Regions from separate parts of the Mus musculus genome. Here region 1 is linked to region 2. The links are chromatin loops, found by intact Hi-C in ENCODE. Cell type or tissue: heart. All regions are shown on one strand. Links, peaks and the distances in the headings refer to the core of each region. The heading gives the core; the rest is flanking DNA. Region 1 holds the start of Ppp2r5c (protein phosphatase 2, regulatory subunit B', gamma). Region 2 holds the start of Wdr20 (WD repeat domain 20).

Evidence for each region. Peaks named below come from ENCODE experiments on the same cell type or tissue, not always from the same donor. Only the 100,000 strongest peaks of a DNase experiment are listed, where the experiment ranks them.
Region 1: a loop joins it to region 2, with 2.4 times the contacts of the local background. A loop is called at or near these places in 1 of 42 quality-filtered maps.

What each region holds. Positions count from the first base shown.
Region 1 is chr12:110,444,729-110,449,113 of GRCm38, forward strand. It overlaps Ppp2r5c (protein phosphatase 2, regulatory subunit B', gamma), which reads left to right and starts at 2,496. Exons shown (of 16, transcript NM_001373949.1): 1 at 2,496-2,657; 2 at 3,244-3,309. The coding sequence starts at 2,631. In heart, for the core only: no CTCF peak of the experiment used is centred there; DNase peaks (open chromatin) are centred at 1,843, 2,253 and 2,763; H3K4me3 peaks cover 2,548 bases; H3K27ac peaks cover 1,599 bases; H3K27me3 peaks cover 352 bases.
Region 2 is chr12:110,735,358-110,739,742 of GRCm38, forward strand. It overlaps Wdr20 (WD repeat domain 20), which reads left to right and starts at 2,643. Exons shown (of 3, transcript NM_027149.4): 1 at 2,643-2,920. The coding sequence starts at 2,672. In heart, for the core only: no CTCF peak of the experiment used is centred there; a DNase peak (open chromatin) is centred at 2,564; H3K4me3 peaks cover 2,560 bases; H3K27ac peaks cover 1,565 bases.

The DNA of each region.
Region 1 (4,385 bases), core at 198-4,197, 290 kb before region 2:
GGAGCACACCACACAGACTGCAGGTAGCTCAACTCATGAGAGGGTGTCCTTTCCAGGTGCCTCAGTTGGTCTAAACCTCTTCCTGGCAACTAGTCTGGTGTGAGTCTTCTTCCCGGCTTCCTACCTCTGAGGGAGGCTCTCAGCCTTTATTGGCTATCCAGCAGGGAGGGGCCTAGAGAATCTGGTCAGCTTCGGGCACTTTCTGAAGCTATGGTGCTGTTTACTTTCCTGTTTAAGGAGCTTCCCTGAAGGACAGAATGTTTCCATCTCATGGACACTGTTGTACAACAGCCAGGACATGTCAGCATCCAGCTACACATACTCCTGCAGCCTTCACTGTGCTGAAAGACCAGCCCAGCTCCCGTCAAGCCATTCGCCTTAGTTCAGGAACTGTCCTTCCCCTTTCCTCTCCAGCCACAAGGAAACATCTTGCACCTCCCGTTATCCTGTCCCTGAATTAGACCATCTCCACCCCTTTCCTTCGGACTTGCCACCCATCCTGCAGGATGGCACAGGGCTTCTTGTTCCCATCCAGGCATGTGACTTCTCAGGGAACAAGGGAGACAGACACCTTGCTCACTAAGGGGCTCTTTGTGCTGTACTGAACATCATGGATGTCCAGCAAATGTCTGTCAAATGGATCAAGGATGTGCAATCCTGGGTCATGCCATGATACCGGCGTATTTCATGAAATCAGCGTATTTCCTTGAAAGCCCAGACTCCTCCTTGTTCCATGGCCAAAACGCAGTAACTTCAGATCTACTTACTCTTTCCTGATTTAAATTTGTACCATGCTTACTACATTGATAGCGCCTAATTTTAAAATTTCAAAGTAACTCGTGGTATTTTTTTTAATTATTTGTTTCAAGGAAAGTATTAATCCACTTAAGATTCTGTCATATACCCATTCTGTAAAAATACCCATTCCAGTCTGTCACGATTATCTGCAGATTAGTTTTATTTTGGTGAACATTCAGACACCAGCAGACACAACTTACTCTCAGAACCTCCTACAGCACCTCTGGGTTTTGATAAATCTCTCTTTTTTTAACCCCCACAGAGCTTGGGTGAGAACAACCAAAAATGCTTTGCTTGGCATTTACAAGAGTTAAAACAAAAACAAACAAAAACCAAGGGTTAAGATACATCGATTTTTCAGTGCCTTGGCCTGGGTACGTAGCTGAAGTCTCCAGCGTTTGTCTAGCAGGCTCAAAGCTTATGACGAAGGCACCTCCTAAATCATGAGTGAGCGCCTGAAGTCTCCTGCACTCGAAACAGTTCACTCCTACAGTCTTCCTTCTGAGTGCTCCCCCTTAGCATAGGATGTCAGACACTGACAACTCCAAAAACAGGACTGTATAAGTAGCGAATTAGCTTCTTCCCTCATAAAGAGCTACTAGAGAAGTGAGAGAATCAAGTGATCCCTGGTCTTCATGCAGTTTTCTCACAGGCTAACGACCACTGGTAATTAAAGAATAACAAAGACGCAGGGCTGCTCAGACGTAATGGGCTCGGAAAAAAAGCCTACACTGATCTGACTACCTCCCTGGTGGGCCGGGGCGATGGGTGGCAGTGTGCAGGTAGAGTCTCAGAGTGAGCAGCTGATGGGCTCGGCCTAGGTGGATCCAATCCCTAAGACGTAAGGTGGGCGGTGCCTACATTGGGGAAGCCGGTTGCCTTGCGGGTGAGTCTGGAACAGAGAAATTTCGGCGTGCAGGACCACAGGGGAACTAGGCAGTCTACACTTGGACCGCCGTGGGCAGAGTCTGCTCTGGGGAGAGTTCCTTTGCTCGCGTGGGCGGGGACGAAAGGAGAGGCGTGGACTCTATAGGCGGGGCTGAGGCGAGCCCCGCCTCTGAGGCGTGCGGTGGGCGGAGCGTACCCCGGAGCCAGCAGCATTGCCTTCGTGGGCGGGGCCTAATGGCCCAAGGAAACCGCCGCTCGCGCGGTCCCGGGTCTCCTCCGCACTGCACGAGCGTCACCGCTACCAGGCTTATGGGGTAGAGTTTTTCGTGCCTGGAAGGCTACAGAATAGTCGCCATACATCTCACATGTGCATTCCCGCTCCTCACTGTCCTTTGCTCTCCTCCCCGTCCCGGCTCAGCGGCCGTGACTTTATCACCTCCGTTGTCCGCACACGCCTCCCTCTCCCCAGTAGCTCCCTCCCTGATGGCTCCACCAAAACCTTCACAGCCCGGCACACGAGCCGGTCCGCACCGAGGGGGTGGGGACAGGCCGCGCAGTGGGCGGGGCGACGCTGCGGAGCGTTAGGGCACGTGGGGCCGTGTCGGCCAATGGCGTGGCGTCGTTGAGGGCGGCGAGGCGGGGAGAGGGCAGCGTGGGGCCGGCGCGGGGCGGGGCCTGGGGCGGGGGCGGGGCCTGCCGGGAGAGGGGCGGAGAGACGCCGCCGCCGCTGCCGCCGCCGCCGCCGCCGCCGCGGCTGCCGCAGCCTCTGGGAGCCTGGAAAAGGGGAAGCGAGAGCGGACGAGCGACTCAGTCCCCGGGCGGCGGCTGCAGCGGCGGCGGCGGCGGCCGGGGCGGCGCGACGGCCGGGCCGGGGGCGCTTCTGCTGCTGCAGCGGCAGTGGCGGCGGGCGGAGGCAGGGGCGGCGGCGGCGGCCCGCACCAGCCATGCCGAATAAAAACAAGAAGGAGAAAGTGAGTCGGGGCCGGGGGCTCCGGGACCGGGTCTGGGGTCCCCGCGTCGGCGGGTAGGGGCGGGGCGGCAGGTCGTCCAGGCTCGCGGGCGGGCCCAGGGCGCTGGCAGGATTGCATGGAGCTGGGGAGGCCGCTCAGGCTCTGAGGTGGCGCTGAGGTGCCGCGGTCGCTCTGGGTGGCGGCTGATGCTCCGTGCAGTGCTCTGCGTGGCGGGGGCTGGGGTGCTGGAGCGTTCCGGACTCGCCCCAGAAACCCTCACTTGTGAGGTTTAAGGGTGGGAGGGGAGAAAGGGATGGGCCGAGAGCTGGGGTTACGTGTCCCTACCTGGAGTTTTCACCTCCCTCCCCCGCCCCCCAACACAGACATGAAGAGAAACGGAATTTGAAGGCTGCTGGTATTGTGAATATACTCAATATGATGTAGTTTGCTGCTGACATATTAAAGCCATCAGAAGCTCTCAGTGATATGTATCAATTTAGAAACTGCATTTGAGCTGATGCTTAGCGGTCCAAATATTGAGAACACTAATGGTTTTTTGTTGTTGTTTGTTTTTGTTTTTTTGTTTTTGTTTTGTGATGATTCCCAGGAACCACCAAAACCGGTGAAAAGTGGAAAAGGTCCAAAAGAAGGACAAGATACAGCAGAAACAGAGGTAACCTCTGGACAAGCTCATTGTTATTCTTGATCAGCCTTTAATCTAGGGTCTAACACGGAGGCTCTACAAACCAAAGTGTTTCTGAAGTCTTTTCTTATGAGTTACTTATCCCCCCCCCCACTCTTTTATTAAAGTGTGCACAGCGAAACTGACATTTTAAAAACAGTTTTGTGGCTTCTAACAGAGCTCAAGCCCTCCCAGTGAACTGGTCTTAAATGGAGTCTCTAGCTTTAGGGTCTGCCCCCTCGTTCCTTTTCTGTGTCTCTGGCTCTCTCAGTGACTTCCACGGTCCTTGCTTTCCTTGCTGCAGCCTCGAACTGGTGTCCTGGGCAAGCTTCTCTTCTGCTGATGTCTGGTCCTTTTCAACTAAGTGTGGATGTGTTTTGGTGGCTCTAATTTGGGTACTTTTTTTTTTTTTTTTAAACAGTCTTCTATTTCCTTTCCCACAAGCTCCTCCATCCTCTTTGGTGAATCCTGACTTTTCTTGCTTCCTGGCTTTGGCTTATTTCAAGAATATCTGGAATGATCCCTTGGGTCATTTGGTGGAATCTGTGATCCTTAATAGAGTTGTGCCCTTGGGGGATTTTCAGGGCAGGCCCCTTGACCCCCCTTTTTTGGCTTTGTTTTGTATCTCATTGTCTTGGAACTAGAGTGCCCAAGCGAAGAGGCTCAGGCTTTAATTTCAGGGCACCTGGAAGCTGCTCCTTAAGTCTCCCCTCTCCAGAGCCGGATCGTTGAGATTTTACCACAGACATTTCTAATTTGTGGCTGTTCGGCCTCTTCTTCCCGAAAGCTTCATTAGAATGAGTTAAATTCTGCCCTGAAGATAATCTGCAGGGGTTATTTTAGCTCCAGGTTGTCTTCCCCCCCCCCTCAATTTGGTGTGTTCTGTGCCTCCCTCCTCTGCAGCAGGTGGTTCATCCCAGCAAATCTGTTGCCCTCCCTAGAGCTGAAAGCAGAAATCCAAAAGGTTCCTGAAATACCAGTAGATAGGATCGGCTGTGCCAGTCTTTGCCTGCCCTTTCTGAACAGTGGATCGTGACGCCTTTCCTGGGGCCCACTCGTGTCTGACT
Region 2 (4,385 bases), core at 83-4,082:
CTGGGCCAAGTATGTGCAACCATCACACATGACTGAGGATGGTTTTGAACTCCTGACTCCATCCTTCGGCTCCCACCTCCCGAGCACTGCTATCACAGGTGTGATGCTTGGCTGGCTTTGGGTCCTCCATCCTCCTTTCTCAGTCTGTAGGAATGACAGCATCCCAGGAGGATGCTACCATGTCTGGCAAAGCAAAATGTTCAGTTTGTACAGGAACAAACAAACTCTAATATAAATATTTTTTAAGAATATTTATGTATGTAGCCGGGCATGGTGGTACACACCTTTAATCCTAGCACTCAGGAGGCAGAAGCAGGCAGATTTCTGAGTTCGAGGCTAACCTGGGCTACACAGAGAAACCCTGTCTTGAAAAACCAACCAACCAAACAAAAGAATATTTATATATGATGTATGTATGTCTGTATGTATATGAGTACACTGTCGCTGTCTTCAGACACACCAGAAGAGGGCATCAGATCCCATTACAGATGGTTGTGAGCCACCATGTGGTTGCTGGGAATTGAATTCAGGACCTCTGGTAGAGCAGCCAGTGCTCTTAACTGCTGAGCCATCTCTCCAGCTCCCAGTGTAAATCTTAAGGCATAGTGGTCTTTTACTTTTTTAAGACAAAGTTTCAGTATGTGGCCCTTTGTGGGCTGTGTAGTACTCAGGACAGCCTTAATGTCTATCTGTCTCGCCCTCCTAAATGCTGAAATTAAAGCATATGTCATCATACTCAGTAGTATATTGGTCTCATGGGAAATTTAATATTATGGTTGAAGGTCAATATACTTTTTTTTCAGTTTTTGCTGGCTGAGGTGTCCCCTCCCAAAGTATATTTTCCCCCATTAACTAGAAATTCAAACTGAATTCTTTTTAGATAATTCAGGCTGTTATTTATCCTTCAAGATGACCATTATAAACATGTTTTTGGTACAAAATAGCATAGCTATGGGAGCTTGGGATTATCCACTGAACACCCCCTAGTATTTTTAAGAGTTGTGATCCATATTTGCATTTTATGGAAAAGACAAATTTGCATTCATAGGAAAAGACAAATAACAACAAAATGAAATTTAAAGTGCATTCTAGGGATGTATTAAGAAGACTTTTAAAGTCAGGTGATGGTGGCACATGCCTTTGATCCAGAACTCAAAAAAACACCAAAAGAAAAAAAAAAAAACCACCAAAAAAAAAAAAAAAAAAGGATTTTAAAGCTGGGTGTGTGGTTCATGCCATTAAGCCCAGCACTTGGTAGTTAAAGACAGATGGATTTCTGAGTTGGAGCCTAATCTCTGGTTGAGTTCCAGGACAGCCAGGGCTATTTAGTGAAATACAGTATCAAAAACAAAAACAACAAAAAAAGGATTTACTGTAGTGCTTTTTTTTTTTTCTTTTGCCAGTTCTACAGGATGTTAGTCAAATGCCTTATTACATCACTGGCACAGTTTCTACTGTGTCTGTACTTGCTTCCCACTACATAAAATGGCTATGATTTATACTTCTTTAGAACACTCCCCCTTGTGTACAATTAATTTTTGTGAGGTTGGAGTCTCGGTCTGTGGGCTCGGGTAGCAGCCTCCCAGCTCCGGGCTCAGGCATTCCTTCTGTCTGGAAGCACAGGTGCCCACAGTGTACTGGGCTCGCTCTACAGACAGGATTTCTCAGGGATAGGTCATTCTTCGTGTAACATTTTCTCCGCTCTAGAATTCTATTTTAACGTTTATCACTTTAGAAGCCTTTGTATTCCAGTGCACACACCCAGAAATCGAAGCATCAAATGGTGACTGTTAGGTCCTACTTTAATGTGTGCGCTTGCCTTCACCTAATACTTTGTACAGGATATTCAGCACAACTCGATGGTTCTCCTGGCAAACAACTTCAGGTTCCGTTTGAGGCTTTAAGAAAATCAATTAGCTTAACCTTTATTAAGAGGCACAGGAGACAGAAGTTCCGACAGAACCTACTTTCTCAAGAACAAGCCAATGCTCACCAGGAAGGTTTCAGGTGAGACTTGAAAACACAAGTCCTGTACATTCATGCGGTTCTTCCCACCCCGCCTACAAAACCCAACCCAACCCAACCAAACCAAACCAAACCAAACCCTGAGCTGTAATAAAGCCCAATCCATCGATATCTTCTGTGAGACGTAGAGGGGCTTGTCACCAGGCATCGGTACCCCGCACCCAAGCGGACCGTCGGAGTCCTCCCTAGCTTCCCAGGGAGGATCGCGGACAGCTGGGACATACACGTCCAAACACCGGACTTCACTGCTCGCCTCAGGCTCTGCCGGGACCACCAGCTGGCCAAGGCCAACGCGGTGGCGTCTCTTAGGGATCGGGTCCCTCAGCGAAGCTGCAGAGCGAGACAGGAGCCCCGCACCAACGCTCAGCGCGCTCGCTTCGACCCGCACCAGGAGGGCGGCACCCAGGGGAGGAGCTTGCGCACGCCCCTCCGGGTGGAGCGCGCCAGGTGAGCGCGCGTGCGCAGTTGGACCATTAAAAACTAGCCCGCCCCCTTCGCTTCGGCCCGCCTTCGTGGGGGCTGGCTCGCCAGTGGGCGGGGCCGCGGAGAAGGGGGTGGGGAGTGGAGAAAGCGAGCGGCCGAGGACGGCGCCTGCGCGGTGGGCGTGATCCGGGCACTTAGGGCAGGATGAACGCTGCTTTCCAAGATGGCGACGGAGGGAGGAGGGAAGGAGATGAACGAGATTAAGACCCAATTCACCACCCGGGAAGGTCTGTACAAGCTGCTGCAGCACTCGGAGTACAGCCGGCCCAACCGGGTGCCCTTCAACTCGCAGGGATCCAACCCTGTCCGCGTCTCCTTCGTAAACCTCAACGACCAGTCTGGCAACGGCGACCGCCTCTGCTTCAATGTGGGCCGGGAGCTCTACTTCTATATCTACAAGGGGGTCCGCAAGGTACCGACCCGGGCGTCACCGGGGGCGCGCCGGCGGCGCGGGCCGAGGCCGGGAGCTGGGCGGTGACAGCGAGGCCGGGGTGACCGGTGGGGGCGGCCGGCACTTGTACTTTTGAGTGGGCCGGTAACTCCGCTGAGGTGCTCCGGAGGAGAGGGGGCTTCGGGAGTGAGGCGCCGGCGGCAGCGCTGCCTCCTAGGGGAGGAGGGGGCTCTGGAGCCGGGTCGCGGAGATGCCCCGGGAGTAGCCGGTCGCCTCCTCCCCCGGCGGGGTCTGTCAGGTTCCGATCCCGCCCGGGAGCGGGCCTGCGAGTCCCCGGAAGAGGTGCGGCGGCCGTTTTAGGTGGCCTCGCTTCCCGGGAGGCTCGAGAGTCCTGCCCTGGGTGAGAGAACCGGGACGCGAGGCGGCTTGGAAAGGTCCGTAAGGCGGAACCGGGACAGGGAGGCGGAGGACTTGGAGACTAGGTCAGAAAGGACCTGCTCGGCACGCAGGGCTACTCCACCTGCTGCCGCACTGACACTTCTCCTGGTGTCAGCACTGTTTCCAAAAACCTTTCCGGGAGGTCGCCTGTCATTGTCTCCGCGGAGGGAACCGTCTCCCGAAAGGTTTTTGAAGAGGGTCATTCTGTCCCTTGCAGTGTAAGAGGGCTGAGTACTCAAGACTAGGGAGGTTGGAATTATGTTTTCAAATAGGCTAAGTTGCTTCAGAGGTGTTGTGTGTGAGCGTGCCTAGATTTATCTTGTCTAACGAGTCAGGCTATGTCCCAAACAGGGAGGGATAGGCCTTAAATGCTACTTTAAAGTAACCAGCCAAGAACTTAACAGTAATTCTGTGACGCATGCAATCGAGTTTTAAAATGTCTCGTTAAAAGCAGCAATTTATTGGCGCTTTTATTTTATTTTATTTTTTTATTTTTTGGTCACTGGCAAGAATTGCTTATTTTAACTTTTGACCATTGAGAGAGTAAGGAAATGTATGCACTCCATAGCACCTCCAACGGAATGTGACAAGGTGATGGAAGATTCACTTATAAATGTTCAGTTAGTGGGAAAGTACGTTGTCCATATTGAAGAGGACGTGTTCCCAGGGATGGCTATATCCAAAGTCAGCTGCTGTTTATGTTGCACTGTACGGTTAGGAGGACAAGGGAAGGAATGATGGTGTGCAAACGTAAGCTTGTTTCTTTGGTCCAAGGTGAATCTTCTGACTTGTCTTTATTCTTGTCAGTGAACTCCCGAAGCGTTTGGAAATAGCTGGTTGACTCTCCTCTCTCGGGGTTGGGAAAGTATCCAGTGGTTTGAAGAGTAGGAACTGAAGTTTTAGTGCAGTTCCCAACCCTGTTACTGACTCACTGCTGGCTGACCTTGGATACCTGGGAAACTTTCCTTTGCACTTCTTTAAAAAGGGAGGCTGCAGTGCACATGTTATAATTCGTAATAGCTGTGATGGCCATTAGAGTCCTGACACA